Regions from separate parts of the Homo sapiens genome. Here region 2 is linked to region 1. Evidence: read pairs that join two places in POLR2A ChIA-PET (ENCODE). Cell type or tissue: OCI-LY7. All regions are shown on one strand. Region 1 overlaps TRMT13 (tRNA methyltransferase 13). Region 2 overlaps SLC71A1 (solute carrier family 71 member 1).

Region 1 (8,000 bases):
GTTGGGTTTCCAGGCATAAGCCACTGTGCCTGGCCTGAATATTAGTATTTTAAGGACAGAAGTGGAAGGAGACTGTGAAATAAACAGAAGAATGGCATAGATGTAGGGGAAGAACCAGGAAATAAGAGTATCGCAAAAGAGAAGAAAATGGAATTTCAAAAAGGGTAAGCAACTGCAGCAGAGACAAAAGGAGGATTCAGATACAGTGAATCAAGGGAAAAAATTATGTGGAACATGAGAAATGGCCACTGTAGGTCAAAAGAGTGTACTCCCTCCTACCCCCGGGATGGAACTGGTTTACTTTAGAAGACTTTTATGAGGCTTAAATGAGATAAGGTATGCAAAAGTACAGTCATGCATTGCTTAACTATTGGTGTATGTTTTGGGAAATGCATTAGGCGATTTCATCATTGTAGGAACATCAGAGTGTACTACACAAACCTAGATGGTGTAGTGTAGCCTACTACACACCTAGGGTGTATGGCACAGCCTATTGCTCCTAAGCTACAAACCTGTACAGCATGTTACTGAATACTGTAGGCAACTGTAACACAATGGTATTTGTGTATCTAAATACAAAAAAGGTACAGTAAAAATATGGTATAATTTTATAGGACCACTGTCATATATGAGTCCATTGTTGACCAAATCATCGTTATGTTGTACATGACTATAGTCTTAAAAACTATGAAGGCCAACACAAATATATAGTACTCAATGCCATTTCCAGCCAATATGAATAATATCTATGGATGCTCCAAGTAATCCATATGGGTAGATGATGAAACTAGCAAAAGTTAGGAAGATGATGTAACAATAATTAACATTTATTGAGCACTATTATGTGCCAGACACTTTACATGCAACCCGGTAAATTATTAATATATTAGTATCTCTGTTTTATAGATGAGGTAACCAAAGCTCAGAAAGGTTAAGTAATTTGACAAGGTTACACAACAAAGCTGAAGGCTAGACTATCTGATTCTAAAGCACATGCTGTTTCCACTTTACCATGCTAGATCTGATGGATCAAAGTGCTAAGACAAGACATCTTAGATTTTTTTTTTTTGTCTAACATTTATTTTTTTCTTTTTCCCCAGAATCCTGAAACACAATAGTCTTTTAGTAGAAGAGGTTTCTGAGTTCTTTCTAAGCAACTACTCTAAAAAATCAGTAGCTTCTAGGTGGAATCATACAGTTTCCATAAATGGTCTTATTTTCCTTTTCTGGTTGAAATTTAACCCAAAGAACTTTAAGGTCTAATGTGATGCAGTATTTACATACAAAACTCTTAATTCATCCTGCAAAATGGCCAATATGAGCAGATAAATAGGAAAGCTATGCATCTAATAAAGCACAGGGCCAGTGCTCTATAAAGATTATTGAGTTGTAAACATAAGATATCTATTCAAAAGAGACCACTGAAATGGTTGGGGCCAGGTTAGGCCAAAACTTAATGCATTAATGTAAACATTATCAGTATGTTTACGTACCTGTTGCCATACCACACAGATGCTTTCCAATTCCTACCACAGGTAGTTTTTCTTCTCTTAGCACAGGAATCTTGTCTGAAATGGAAATGAGAATTAACTGTCTAGTGAAATAAAGTACATATTAATGTGGCCTTCCAAAAGAAAGAACTAATTAGAGTCTCTGAATTTTAGCCTGAAAGAGACTCAAACAAAAATTATCACTTTATGGAACCCAACATATAACATAAGAACTTGTTTAGGGTTCATAACATCAGAAAGTTAATATATTCAGCTAAATAATTTTAAATACATTGATTTCTATACAAATGCTGGGTTGCTTTTCATGGCTGGATTAAAATTGGTGAATGGAAGAGGTTGCAAAGATATGTTTGCATTATTTTCTTTGGATAATCTGAAAAATAGAAAAGGTATAAAAAGGGCACTACAGAGGTTGATTGAGGAGTTTGTGTGTGTATGTGTCTGTGTGTGTTTTGTGTATGGAATATGAATCCCACAGTGATGACTTCTTTTGTACAATTTAAAATTCTAGGAAGTATCTTTTACACATTAGCTAGGCAGAGAAATATCTCATTTTCTTTCATGGTTTAGGTAAAGTCACGTTAACTGCAGGCAGAAGGCTAGTTTATAGTTTGAACAGACTCAAAATTAATTTAAACAGGACAAAGAAACAACAGAAGTACATATTATAAAACTTTTAAACTCTTCCCTAATATAACACTTCATTTCCACTTGATACTGAAAATTTTTAAAATTCTCAACCTTAATTCAATTTACATCTATTTAAAAACATTATATAAAACATTCTATATTAACAATGAATTGATTTGACTGTTTTCCCTGAAGCACAGTTCTGCATGATTGGATTTCTAAGCAACCTCAGAGTTTAAAACAGTTATGATTTATTTGTAGACCAATGGAAAGTTACACAACTTACTCAAACACAAGTGTTGAATATCAATTTGAAGTCTTTCAAACACTGAATTTTTCTTTCTGTGTTTTCCATCCACCTGCACAAACAGAACATTATTGTAATAATCACTTCTTACATTTAAAAAAGCTTTATGAAAATAAAAAGATTTTTATTGGTTTTCAAAATTCAGAGCAACAGAACATATTTAAAAATTAAGATTGTACATTCTTTGATGAGAACTTCAAAATATCACACTTTTTAAAAAAGATTTGAAAATGTTTATCAATTATTACATAGACATTATTTCCTTTAACCCTAAAAATTCCCAATTCACTGACAAAGGAACTGAAGTTCACAGATCTTAAGTGATTTATCTAAGATTGTCTACTAGCTCCTTTATCTTTGTCACTCCTGGTGTACTATTTTTGGTTCGCTCCTCTTCTTGCTCTCCTGAAAGATCACAACCATTCTAATCTATACCTATGTGCCCACGACCGGCTGATCTACATTTGTGGCTCAGGCCTCTCCAATGGGCATCAGACACATACTCAATTGTGAACTAGAAAGCTCTACTTCACCAGCAAACTGGACACATTCAGAACTGAACTCATTATTTCTGTCTCCAAAACCATCCTTCCTCTTGTGCCTCCTTCATTCCTTATCTCAGGAAAGAACACCACTTAGTCACCTAAGCCATAAAAATCCTACCGAGAATTACTCCTTATCTCTCATATTCAATTACTAACAAATCACCAACTCTTGTGGCTTCCAACATCTTAATATTTCTCATACTCTTGCCCTCCTCTCCATCCCAATGCAATAGCTTTAGCTCTGGCCTCTTTCTTACTTGGATTGTTGGACAAAAATTATCTTTATTATTAATCTCTCTAAGTATCAGACTCTTCTAATATAGTTTTAATGGTGCTGCTAGGATAAACTTTGAAAAATTTCCTTCTACTTTACCAACTCTTACATATTATTTCAATCTCATCTCAACTGTCACTTCTGCAAAAACTTCTATGACCCACACTAGACTGAGGTTGGTGCTCTATCTTCATGCTCCCATAGGATTGGGTACTTACCACTATCAAAACACACTTAGCATACTGAACACAAATATTTATATGTCTACTCCACTAGACGTAAGCTTCCTCAAAGCCAAGAACTAAATCTTTTTTCTATTGTATCCCCACCAGACAGCAGCATAGTCAAACTCCTTCCTTAGCATAAAATATGAGACCTTCTATAGGCTAGCCATCCTCTCCAGTCCCATCATTGCTGAACTCTACTTTGCACCATGTACTCCCATTATACAGGAATGTTTCCATATTTTCCTGTTATTTCAGGTATTTGGTTACACTGTTCTTGCTTCCTAGAATGCTTCTCAAACTCTCTAACAAACACCAATTCACCTTTCAAGATTTAGTTCAAGCATCACCTTTTCTACATAGTCATTCTCCATCTCTTCCCTGCAATAGAACTTGTCACTCCCTTCTTTGAAACCATGCTGTACTCTGTGCAGACCTTTCTCGTATTTTAACACTTCACTACAATCATTTATGTATTTGCCTGGGTCTCTTTTCTAAATATAAGTAATAAAGTGGCTGGGCACAGTGGCTCACACTTGTAATTCCAGCACTTTGGAAGGGTAAGGTGGGAGGATGGCTTAAGCTCAGGAGTTCGACACCAGCCTGGGCGACAAAGTGAGACCCTGTCTCCACAAAAAATTTTAAAAAATTACCTGGGCATGGTGGCGTGGGACTATAGTCCCAGCTACTCATGAGGCTGAAATGGGAGGATTATATGAGCCCAGGAGGTCAAGGCTGCAGTGAGCCACGATCCTGCCACTGTACTTCAGCCTGGGTGGGGCCTGGCAGTATGCTCAAAAATTGTTTAATGAATGAAGGGCAAGTGGCAAAGATAGGAGTAGAGCCCAAGACTTTTAACTCCTAGCTTGAGCTTGGCTCTTTCTATATATTTTCCTGTCTCTGCAAATAATTTTAAGAATTCAGATCAATGGACTATCAAAACTTAGATTAAAAAATTCACCTTCAGTTTGAGTTATCAATACAATTAGAACTAATAAAAAGCTACAACAAACAGATAAAGAAAATTCCTTTCCTTTCTTTTAAGAAATGTTTCTATCACTTTTTTCCTGAATACAAAAAATGAAAACAAGTTTGGTTACTAACACAGAGCAATGGTTTCACTTACCTTGAATCTTGTGGTCACCTTTTCCACTAGGATGAAGTGAACTTTTTCAGCATCTTTTAAGGCAATATCAACCCAATGAGATAATTTTCCCTTTCCCGCTCCAAACTCAACAAAGCATCTTCTTGGACCAAGTAACTTTAAATTTTCAATGTTACCTAAAATAGAAGCCTGCAAACTTCACAAGATTATTTTATAAACTAGAGTAAACACATTTGGTTCAAATGGGAAAACAGCAAGGTAATTTCTGCATAAGGCAGTATGCTTACATTGATAATTTGTATTTGACTTAAAATTTTTCTCTCTTGCCTTTAAATATTTAATATACGGTACTCAGAATCACATCCATGCCCTCAATTTTTTGTATATGTTTCTATATATTTTTGAAATGGAAATATTTGGTACCCTCAAAGGTAAACAAAATAAAATCTTATTAATAATTACATTTAAAACAGTTTTAACAAATGAACAAAGGCCATGTTTAGTAGTTACTATAGCCTAAACATACCTGCTGTTTCAGGTGCTTGGTTGCAGAATCGCCATTTTTAGGGTCATTAAGTGCATCGTGTAATGCTGGATGGGACATAATATGATCTTTAAGTGTAGAATTCAAGCCTGTGCCAAATATAAGCACAACAGCTTAAGCAGCCAAACATGTAATTGTAGGATTCTGAACAATAGTAGTAACATATTTTAAACCAGAATGGTATCAACTCATATACCACCTAATTACTCTAAAATAATTGAACTTGCAACTTTAGGCAGTCTTACCTTCACTTGCTTTTCTCAATTTCTTAATTAACTTTTCCAACTGCTCTTCAGATAGAGAAGAAATTGGAACCTATATACAAAAATAAAACTAAATAATGTAGCCAAAAATTGCTTTAAAGTAGCATAACAGAGACTGAGTAGAGGTTTACCAACTGGGCAAATCCCATGACAGCTTAGGCTCTTCTCTCTATCAAGCCTTTTCCCTAAGCTGCCATCAGAATTGTCCAACTGCTAAATTTCTACTCCGTCTTTGCTGTGCTACTTTAATTTTCCTAACTTCCTCAAGGTCAAGAACAAGTCTAGGCTCAGAAGGGTTCAAGAATCAAAGGGGATTCAGGGCCATATTGTAGCTTCTTTTGTTATGGGGCATGAGCTGGTCTGGGTCTAGGAACTAACCATCACTAACAATATTAAGTCTACAGGAAAATGCATTCTAAATTAAAAACAGACTTGAGACAAAAATTAGAACATGCCTTATTCACATCATGAAGAGAGCTTATAAATATCTTTTAAAATTAAATATTAAGTCAATGTACTTACTAATTGTTCAGGTATTTCTGTTTCATCTCTTAAGCCTGCATTAATATCTTGAATATAGAAATCCTTAACAAAAACAAAACCATAAAAGAACTGTTAATAATGTGTAGCTCACAAAAATTAAACTAAAATACTGATTCTTCCCTTTATCCCCTGCTCTGTACCTGCCATCCTCCCTTCCTCCATTCATTTCTTCATGAAATCACTATTGAATATTTACTCTAGGCCCTAGTTTGCTTTAGGTATTGGGCACTCCACCACAGTAGATAACAAAAGTGACAAAAATATGTGTTCGTGGATCTTATATTCTAGTGAGGTGATTATCTGAATAAGCACTTACAGTTTAAAGAAATTCATTTGTAACACTTATTAAAAGTTCTACAGCCTAGACTGTTGACAGCATACACTGAGAACTGTAATAATTTTGTCTTATAGTGCTAAAGTAAAAACAGCAAAGTACTAACTACACAATGCTGCTTATCAGACATGCAGCATGACCAAAAACAGATAAGACAAAGATATTATAACAATAAGTCTGATTTCTTCTATTTTAAAATATTAATTAAAACTTGAAAATATAAATGTCCTGTCACACTATTTAAATTAACGTAATGAAGCCAGGCACAGTGGCTCAGGCCTGTAATCCTAGCACTTTGGGAGGCCAAGGCAGAAGGATCCCTTGAACCCAGGAATTTGAGACCAGCCTGGGCAATATAGGGAGACCCTGTCTCTAAAATAAACAAAGAAACAAACAAACACACATAATGAAATCTTTCTAGTCTGGCTTCAGAAATACAGATTCTAGGTAAGGATCTGCATTACCATTGTCCAACAGAACTTTCTGCAATGATGGAAATGTTCTACATCTGCTCTGGCCAATATGGCAGCCACTGAAATATGACTAGTGTGACTGAGAAACTAGATTTTTAATTTTATTTAGTTTTAATTCAAATTTAAATAGTCATATGTGGCTAGTGGCTGCCATACTGAACGGTGTGGATCTAGATGAATGAAAAAGTACTGTTTCTACAAATCCTGTTTCAAAAGTGAAAATAACTCTTGGGGACATTATGTTATGTGTAGTAAATGGACTTTTGTTACATGGAGGCAGAAAGGTAACATCCTGATTGTGTGTTGCTAGCTTTACCTATATGGACAGAATGTGTGTTGCTTGCAATGGAAACTGGTGATTGAGTGGAATGAGTGAAGACTGCAGGAATTACAATGTTTTACTGCAGGAATTACAATGTTTTACTGCAGGAATTACAATGTTTTACTGGATAACGGAAAAAAACTATAATAGAAAACTAGCTGTTAAGTATTAGAATTTGATGTACTCTTAGTTCAAAATGGTTGCCAAGAGTGCTCCAGGTAACTTACGTTGTAGATTAGATTTTTAAATGTGAAAACTATTTATACTGGAGAAATTTATAACCAACTAACTTTTATTTAGTATACAAAATTTAAAAAAATTGTTCACCAGTTTCCCAAAGTAAAGCAGAATAGTGATATGCCTTTACCTGGGTTCCAAGTGTCCTACTCTACATAGTGAACCAGATAAATACTGCTTTGCATTTCTTTCTTCGTCTCATCATTCCACCGCTTTTCTCCATTTCCTTGCCACTGTGTGTTGGTATGCAGTGAAACTCACCCAAGGGTTTCCATTTTTAATAAATTTATCTATCCTCTCAAACTTTTCTCTGAACACATATTGCACATGCTTGCTTTAACTGAAACCTGGAACTTAGGTAAGGAAGATATTTGCAAACAAAGCCAATGTTCTCTCTTTCTATTAAAGGGGCTAAGTCCTAAGTAGGTGGTGGTGGTGAGGGTCATCATTTTTCTTCTACACCATCTTAATGTAAAAATACTTTCTAAACTTATGCCATCTGGCCCAGTGGTTCTCAACTGGGAGGCATTTGGAAATGAATGGGAGTATTTTGTTGTCAAAGTAACTGAGCGGTGCTATTGCAAGACATCCTCCCATAAGTCTCGATTTTCTATGAGTCTTAGAAGCAAAGGCACTGATTATCTTTTTTCCCAGACTACCTTTTCAAGGGAGCTTGTATACCAAGCAC
Region 2 (8,000 bases), 76 kb after region 1:
ACTTTCTGGTGAAAATTTCATTATCTAGAAGGGTTTCCAGAAAAGGTAACATTAATGAATACAAATGTATACCAGATAGAAAACCACTGCAGCTACTTGTATATTAACATTTAATGGGCCAGAAAAAAATAAATGTAATTCATTTATAAACAAAGAATTCCTCAGAGGAAATACAACATATCTTAACATACTAAAAATGCCTACTTATCCATGGTGGGTCCCTCAATGTGGATATACTAAATTGGAGATACTTATCAAGAACTCAGAATCATTTTACAAATAAATATTGCAGTATTTTGTGCATTTTACATGTATTGGTTAAAGGCTTGATCTCCGTCTAGTGAGACTAGTGTCAAGGAGGAAAATACTTGTTTTTGCTCTCATTTTGGCTAGCTGCTCTACTTACATATGCTCTAAATCACAAAGAAGCTGGAGCAGGTGAAGGGGTTAAATCATCCCATCAATTCTATAGCCAACAAACTCAAACCACCTATATGGACAGGGAAAACTATCTTTCTCCCTAAGCCAAATATCTTAATATACCAAATAACCCCCATTAGAAATGCATAAGGAACATCAGCCACACAGAATAGGAGGTAAAGTCTAGTAGACCAAATAATATTCTTTTTATTTATTTATTTATTTATTTAATTTTGAGACGGAGTTTCGCTCTTGTTACCCAGGCTGGAGTGAATGGCGCAATCTTGGCTCACTGCAGCCTCCGCCTCCTGGGTTCAAGTGATTCTCCTGCCTCAGCCTCCCAAGTAGCTGGGATTACAGGTGCCCGCCACTACGCCTGGCTAGTTGTTGTATTTTTAGTAAGCATAGGATTTTGCCATGTTGGCCAGGCTGGTCTTGATCTCCTGACCTCAGCTGATCCACCCACCTTGGCCTACCAAAGTGCTGAGATTACAGGCGTGAGCCACTATACCAAGTCCAATGATATTCATTTTTAAAGGCCACTTCTATTACAGTTCTCTCAAGATTAAATATTTTTATTAAAGCACTAGACAATGAAAGAAAAGTCCACCTTAGTGGAAGAGGATTTTACCTGTCTGAGGTATAAAAAAAAGCTGGAATATTGGCCTGCCTCCGGTAGGTAGGAGAGAAACACTGTAATGCAGATCAGCAGCACTATGGAATCTTGGCCGACTTTTTTTAAGGACTAGAACAAGAAAAAGACTGATTGATATAAGGTTTTCTATCAAAACCACTGAACTATTCTTAAGAATACGCAGAGATTCCTTTTGGCAGTGTACTCATGGACAACTAGTTGTCCTTTTTATTTATTTCATATTCCCCAAACTATTCTGAAAAGTATTTCAAAATGTTAAAAGAAAAACCCAAGATGTTTTCCCTAAAGAAATATCCACAACAAAATATTAATGCTGCACTGAATCATGCACTTTTTTATCAAGGAGAAGGAAAAAGTATAAACTTACCGCAAAAGGGTCAGCTTGTTCCCAGGAAATGGGTGCTCCCCAGGATGCTGGCCGCATTTTCTCAGGCAACGACTCTGGCACAGCAACAAGGATAAAACAAATATCTAGCAAAGCTATTGCTGTAGCTAAGACCACCACCAAGCTGTCCCCATATACTCGTCCAAGATAAGCTCCAATTGCAGGACTGGTGACTAAACTTGCAGCAAATGTTGCTGAAACCTGCAATAAATTAAGGATAGACAGAGATTAGTCAGGCTACTTTTTTCCTCAACACCACATAACTCCTTTCATAATCTTGATTTATGTCAGGCCTTCTGTTGCACACCCTCCCTTTTCTCTTCCTACCTGTGCCATTTATCTTTTTTTCTTGTGGGGGCGAGAGTGGGGGAACTGGGTCTTGCTCTGTCGCCCAGGCTGGAGTGCAGTGGTGCCATCACGGCTCACTGTAGTCTTGACCTCTCAGGCTCAAGAGATCTTCCTGCCTGAAGATCTCCTGATGGGGCTACAGGCACACACCACCACGCCCAGCTAATTTTGTTTATTTTTTATAGAGGTGGAAGTCACGCTATGTTGCCTAGGCTAGTCTCGAACTCCTGAGCTCAAGCGATCCTCCCACCTCAGCCTCCCGAAGGGCTGGGAGTACAGGTATGAGACACCAAGCCTGGCCCCACTTTTCTTATACTCTCTCCTTTGGCAGGAAAAGTAAAGAATTAGATTCTTGCCTTAAAAACAGCCTGGACAACATGGAGAAACCCTGTCTGTATCAAAAAAGAAAAAAGAAAAATTAGCTGGGCATGCTGGTGTGCACCTGTAGTCTCAGCTACTTCAGAGGCTGAGGTGGCAGAATTCCTTTGAGCCAGAAAGGCGGAGGTTGCAGTGAGCCATGACAGCACCACTGCACTCCAGCCAGGGTGACAGAGTGAGACCGCATCTCAAAAATAAAATAAAATAAATGATAGCCTCTCAGGACACTGTCTTCAAACTTTCTAAGCCTTGGAGCCCTCTGTTCCAATAAATCCTACTGGCAAATTCATAGGTAAAAGAGATTTTTTTAAGAAGACTGGGTGTGATGGTTCATGCCTGTAATCTCAGCACTTGGGGAGGCCAAGGTGGGAGGACTGCGTGAAGCCAGAAGTTTGTGACCAGCCTGGGCAACACAGCAAGACCCTGCCTCTATTTAAATTTTTTTTTTTTTTTTTTTTTTTTTGAGACGGAGTCTCGCTCTGTCGCCCAGGCTGGAGTGCAGTGGCGCGATCTCGGCTCACTGCAGGCTCCGCCCCCGGGGTTTACGCCATTCTCCTGCCTCAGCCTCCCGAATAGCTGGGACTACAGGCGCCCGCCACCTCGCCCGGCTAATTTTTTGTATTTTTAGTAGAGATGGGGTTTCACCGTGTTAGCCAAGATGGTCTCGATCTCCTGACCTCGTGATCCGCCCGCCTCGGCCTCCCAAAGTGCTGGGATTACAGGCGTGAGCCACCATGCCCGGCCTATTTAAATTTTTTAACTCTTTTAGTTGAGGAAGGGTTGAGAGCCTGGGCACTGTACAAACACCCCTCCTTGACTGCCAGTCATGCTGGTCCTTAGGGGAGGGGTGTCTAATCTTTTGGCTTCCCTGGGCCACGCTGGAAGAACGGTCTTGGGCCACACATAAAATACACTAACAATAGCTGATGAGCTTAAAGAAAAAAAAACTGCATAATGTTTTAAGAAACTTTATGAATTTCTGTTGGGCCATGTGTGCAGCCTGTGGACCATGGGTTGGACAAGCTTGGTTAAGGGCATCTCCATAAACCCTTAAGTGCTCTCTGTGAAAGGAGTCTAAAATCCACTGCTCTAAGGAAATCCAATTTCACTGTGACTTTTCCAATATTAAAATTAAATGAACGTTTATCTTGATACATACTGAAGGGCTAGCTGAAATAAAGCTTAAAGACTTGGAGGTTCCTGTTCTCATGAATAATATGTTAAGCCCTGGAACAAAACTGAGCTTGGTAATCTTTTTAGTTGGCAGGGTTAGGAAGAATGAAATCACAGATAAATTAAGAACATCTCTAAAACTCTGAGGAAGTCTATTTTTTTAAGCCTGGTGAAGATGAAGATTAAAGTTGAAAAGGACACGAGTAGAGCAAACCTGTTAACCGCAGACATTTCTAGCCTACTGGACAACAGCCTACAAATTAGCAGATGTGACAGCAGGAAACACTTCATAAAAATAGCACTCTTAGTCAGGTGAGGTGGCACCTGCCTATAGTCCCAGCTACTCAGGAGGCTGAGGTGGGAGATCACTTGATCCCAAGAGTGAGTCCAGTCTGGGCAACACCCTGTCTGGAAAGGAAAGAGGAAAGGAAAGCAAAGGGAAAAGGAATGGAGAAAGGGGAAAGAAGAGGAGAGGAGAGAAGAGAAGAGGAAAGGAAAGGAGAGGAGGAGAAAGGAAAAGGGGAAAGGGGAAGAGAAAAGGGGAAGGAAAGGGTTAAAAAAGGGAAAAGGCTTAGGGAAAAGGCTTAAGGAAAAGGGGAAAGGGGAAGGGAAAGGAAAAGGAAAGAAAAAGAAAAAAGAAGGGAAAGGGAAAAGGGGAGGGGAAAGGAAAGGGAAAAGGGGAAGGGAAGGGAAGGGAAGGGAAAAGAGAAAAGGAAAGGAAAGGAGAAAGGTGAAAGCGAAAAGGAAAGGGGAAAGTGAAAGTGAAAAGTGGAAAGGGGAGGGGAGGGGAGGGGGAAGAGAAGGGCAAAGGAAAGGAAAGGGGAAGGGAAGGAAAGGAAAAGGACCATATTCTTTCAAAGCATAGAGATTAATGTTGGAATTTTATTCTGTTTCTATGCCATTTTTGACTTTTGGATGGAGAACTTAAACTTCACAAGAATGCTTACTTGCAACTCTATTGCTTAAGGCAAGCAATTCAATTTTCAAAGGTCAATTATTTGAACAAGTACATAAAATTCTAGTAATTTCAAACATCTAGCTATCAATCAAATGTCCATCAACTGATGGATAAGAATACACTACACAGCAATCAAAAAAAACTACTGGCCAGGTGCAGTGTCTCATGCCTGTAATTCCAGCACTTTGGGAGGCTGAGACAGGCAGATCACTTGAGTTTAAGAGTTTGAGACCATCCTGGGCAACATGGTGAAACTCCATCACTACAAAACATACAAAAATTAGTAGTCCCAGCTACTCGGGAGGCTGAGGTGGAAGGATCACTTGAGGCAGGGAGGTAGAGGGGAGACAGAGGCTGCAGTGAGCTGTAACGGCACCACTGCACTCCAGCCTGGGCAATAGAGTGAGACCCTGTCTCAAAAAGAAAAAAATTAGCTGGGCATGGTGGATCATGCCTGTGGTCCCAACTGCTTTGGAGGCTGAGGCAGAAGGATCGCTTGAGCCCAGGAAGCCAAGGCTTCAGTGAGCCATGATCATGCCACTGCACTCCAGCCTGGGGGATAGAGCAGGACCCTGTCTCAAAAAAAAAAAAAAGGAAAAGAGACAAAAATAGAACCTATTGATCTATAGTATCAACATGGATCAATCTCAAAAGATTATGCCAAGTGAAAGAAGTTAGACACAAAAGATGTTTTGTATTATTTAATTTCTATGAAGTTTCTAGAAAAGGCAAAACCATGGTGACAGAAGCTAAATTGTTGGTTGCTTGGGGTCACAGGTGGAGCATGGGGACAGATGGCAAACAGGGCTGAGGGAACATTTTGGGCTGATGGAAATGTTCTATAACTGGGTTGTGGTGGTTTTTTAAATGGTATTTAATATATTCACATGGGGGCCAGGCGCCATGGCTCACGCCTATAATCCCAACACTTTGGGAGGCCGAGGCAGGCGGACCAAAGGTCAGGAGTTCAAGACAAGACTGGCCAATATGGTGAAACCCCGTCTCTACTAAAAATACAAAAATTAGCTGGGCATGGTGGTGGGCATAGCTACTGGGGAGGCTGAGGCAGCAGAATCGTTTGAACCCAGGAGGCGGAGGTTGCAGTAAGCCAAGATCACACCTCTGCACTCCAGCCTGGGTGACAGAGCGAGACTCCGTCTCAACAAAAAACAAACTATATATATATACACACACATACATACACACACACACATACATATAAATATATATTTTCAAATGTAGTGGTTATTTTGTTATTGCAGCCCTAGGTGTGGTTTCAGAGGGACCCAGATCTCAGCAGGGCTCTGGCACAAGTGTGGGGAAAGGGAAAATGGTTCTCACTATGAGGGTCACTGAAGACATTTGAGGGCATTTACAGAGATCACATTTGTGACACAGTGAGCAAGTCAGTACAGTTGTTTCATGTCATTTCCCTTCTCCTCAGTTCTCTCCACTTGGTAGCCATTTCTTTCTGCTCAGAAAAAAGATCACAGGGGTCACCCCGCACCCCCCAACCCCCTTTTTTGGAGACAGGTCTCGCTCTGTGGCTCATGTTGGAGCGCAGTGGTGCGATCACGGCTCACTGCAGCCTCAACCTCTCAGGCCCAAGTGATCCTCTCACCTAAGCCTCCCAGGTAGCTGGGACTACAGGCACACACCACCACACCTGGCTAATTTTTAAAGTTCCTGTATAGATGGGGTCTCACTATGTTGCCCAGGCTAGTCTCAAACTCCTGGGCTCAAACAATCCTCCTGCCTCAGCCTCCCAAAGTGCTGGGATTATAAGCCACTGCACCTGGCCCCTCCAACTTTTTTTTTTAAGAGACAGGGTCTCACTCTGTACCCTAGACTGGAGTGTAGTGGCATGATCATAGCTGCAGCCTCAAACTCCTGGCCTCAAGCAATCCCCCTGCCTTGGCCTCCCAAACTGGTGGTATTACAGGCACATGCCACTGTGCCTGGCCACTTCCCCACCTTTTTTCTGCATCCATATTATTTCTAGAAGATTTCAGTGTTTTTTGTTTTGTTTTGTTTTGTTTTGTTTTGTTTTGTTTTTTGCCAGAACATGGCTTAATACACAGAACCTCCAGATTGAAAATTGTTAATTTCAAAACTTTGGCTATGGGAAAATAAATTACGTCAAAAAAACCAAACCAACGAACCAACCAACCAACCGACCAACCCCAAATTGGGTTATGGTGGTGTTTGCATAACAGTATAAATTTACTAAAATTCACTGAACTATACTCATAAAAAGGATAAATTTTATGGTATGTAAACTATAGCTTAATTAGACTATTTTTTAAATATCCTGGCTATCATCAGCCTTGTATCATTTAATGTTCCAAGTTTACAACTGAAATCATTAGTTCTTTTTCTTTTCACTTTTTTTTTTTTTTTTTTTTTAAATAGAGACAAGGTTTCACCATGTTGGCCAGGCTGGTCGTGAACTCCTGATCTCAAGTGATCCGCCTGCCTCAACCTCCCAAAGTGCTGAGATTACAGGTGTGAGCCACTGAACAGGCCAGAAATTATTAGTTCTTTTTCTAACTTTCTCTCTATAGGTGTTTCCTCCCCAAAAATCTTATGATTCTTCACTATAACGTCCTTTGAATCAGAAATCAGTCCCTTTTAAAACTAATTCAGCCCAACACAATATTCAGTCCTTATTTATCACAAGGTATTTGTCTCACATTTACCGAAATGCATCACTGTCCTATTTCTGGCTATTCAGTAGTGATCTATTATTGTGCCTATAGTAGTCATTCTATTACTAGGCTTTTTTCCTTTAATTCCTAGATTTGATAGATGACACATTATACTGCCATAATTTAGTTTACCAAAACAGTGTCCAGGAGTTGGCGACCTACCACTATGGCTCAAATCTGGCTGTTTCTTACATTTTTAAAGAGTTTATAAACATAAATACACATGCAAAAACAAAAGAATGAGACAGAGACTGTACGTGGCCCACAAAGCCACAAAAAAGGTTTGCTGATCCCTGAGCTAGATGTTAGCCTGTTGTATTTTAGATTAGACATTAAATGAGTAGTGATTTTTTTTAACTCTTGACATACTAAATAATTCTTATTTTTAGGATTCTGTTAAAAAGAACTCTACAAGGTAAAATATACTATAATTTCAATTCTGACATGTGACTTATGAATATCTACTAAATGAAAAGAATCAAAACTTACATAGCCTCATACCGCAAAAAAATTTTAAATGTAGTCTAATGAATGATTTTATTACAAAATATATTTTACGCAAAAATCTTGTAATGCAAAGGTTTGCACTCCTTATAATAATATTTATCTTAAAAACAAGGCATTTCTCAGCAGATACAAAAGGTATAGAATAAACATACATACCAGTCCATAAGCCATACTTCTTTCATGCTCTTGGGTTATATCTGCTACGTATGCAAATACCACAGAAAAAGTCACTGCAAAAACCCCAGAAACAGAGATAACAGCAAAGTACCACCTAGGAATGAAAGATAACAAGAAATGGTTAGAGCAATTACCATTGTTTTAATCTTCTTTCATTTTTATAAGTTAATTAAGCGTAAGAGCAGCTCATTTCAGTCAACAGCTTACTAGGATAGTTCATGGATTAACTATTCCATAAATATAAGCCACAGATATTATGAAAACATAGGGCTAGAAGGAGCCCTTCAATAG

Evidence for each region. ChIA-PET counts read pairs that join two places held together with the same protein. Peaks named below come from ENCODE experiments on the same cell type or tissue, not always from the same donor. Only the 100,000 strongest peaks of a DNase experiment are listed, where the experiment ranks them.
Region 2: POLR2A ChIA-PET joins it to region 1 with 5 read pairs; 4 of 35 experiments call an interaction of 5 or more read pairs at or near these places.

Annotation. Positions count from the first base shown.
Region 1 is chr1:100,137,637-100,145,636 of GRCh38, reverse strand. TRMT13 (tRNA methyltransferase 13) reads right to left here. Exons shown (of 11, transcript NM_019083.3): 4 at 5,926-5,988; 5 at 5,386-5,455; 6 at 5,123-5,229; 7 at 4,618-4,785; 8 at 2,428-2,500; 9 at 1,494-1,568. Among named protein-coding and RNA genes, the nearest start is that of TRMT13, 8.5 kb to the right of the region's middle. In OCI-LY7, no CTCF peak of the experiment used is centred here; no DNase peak of the experiment used is centred here.
Region 2 is chr1:100,061,638-100,069,637 of GRCh38, reverse strand. It overlaps SLC71A1 (solute carrier family 71 member 1), which reads right to left. Exons shown (of 12, transcript NM_033055.3): 5 at 7,689-7,803; 6 at 1,443-1,661; 7 at 1,052-1,165; 8 at 1-24. Among named protein-coding and RNA genes, the nearest start is that of SLC71A1, 28 kb to the right of the region's middle. In OCI-LY7, no CTCF peak of the experiment used is centred here; a DNase peak (open chromatin) is centred at 3,607; H3K4me3 peaks cover 1,076 bases; H3K27ac peaks cover 2,282 bases.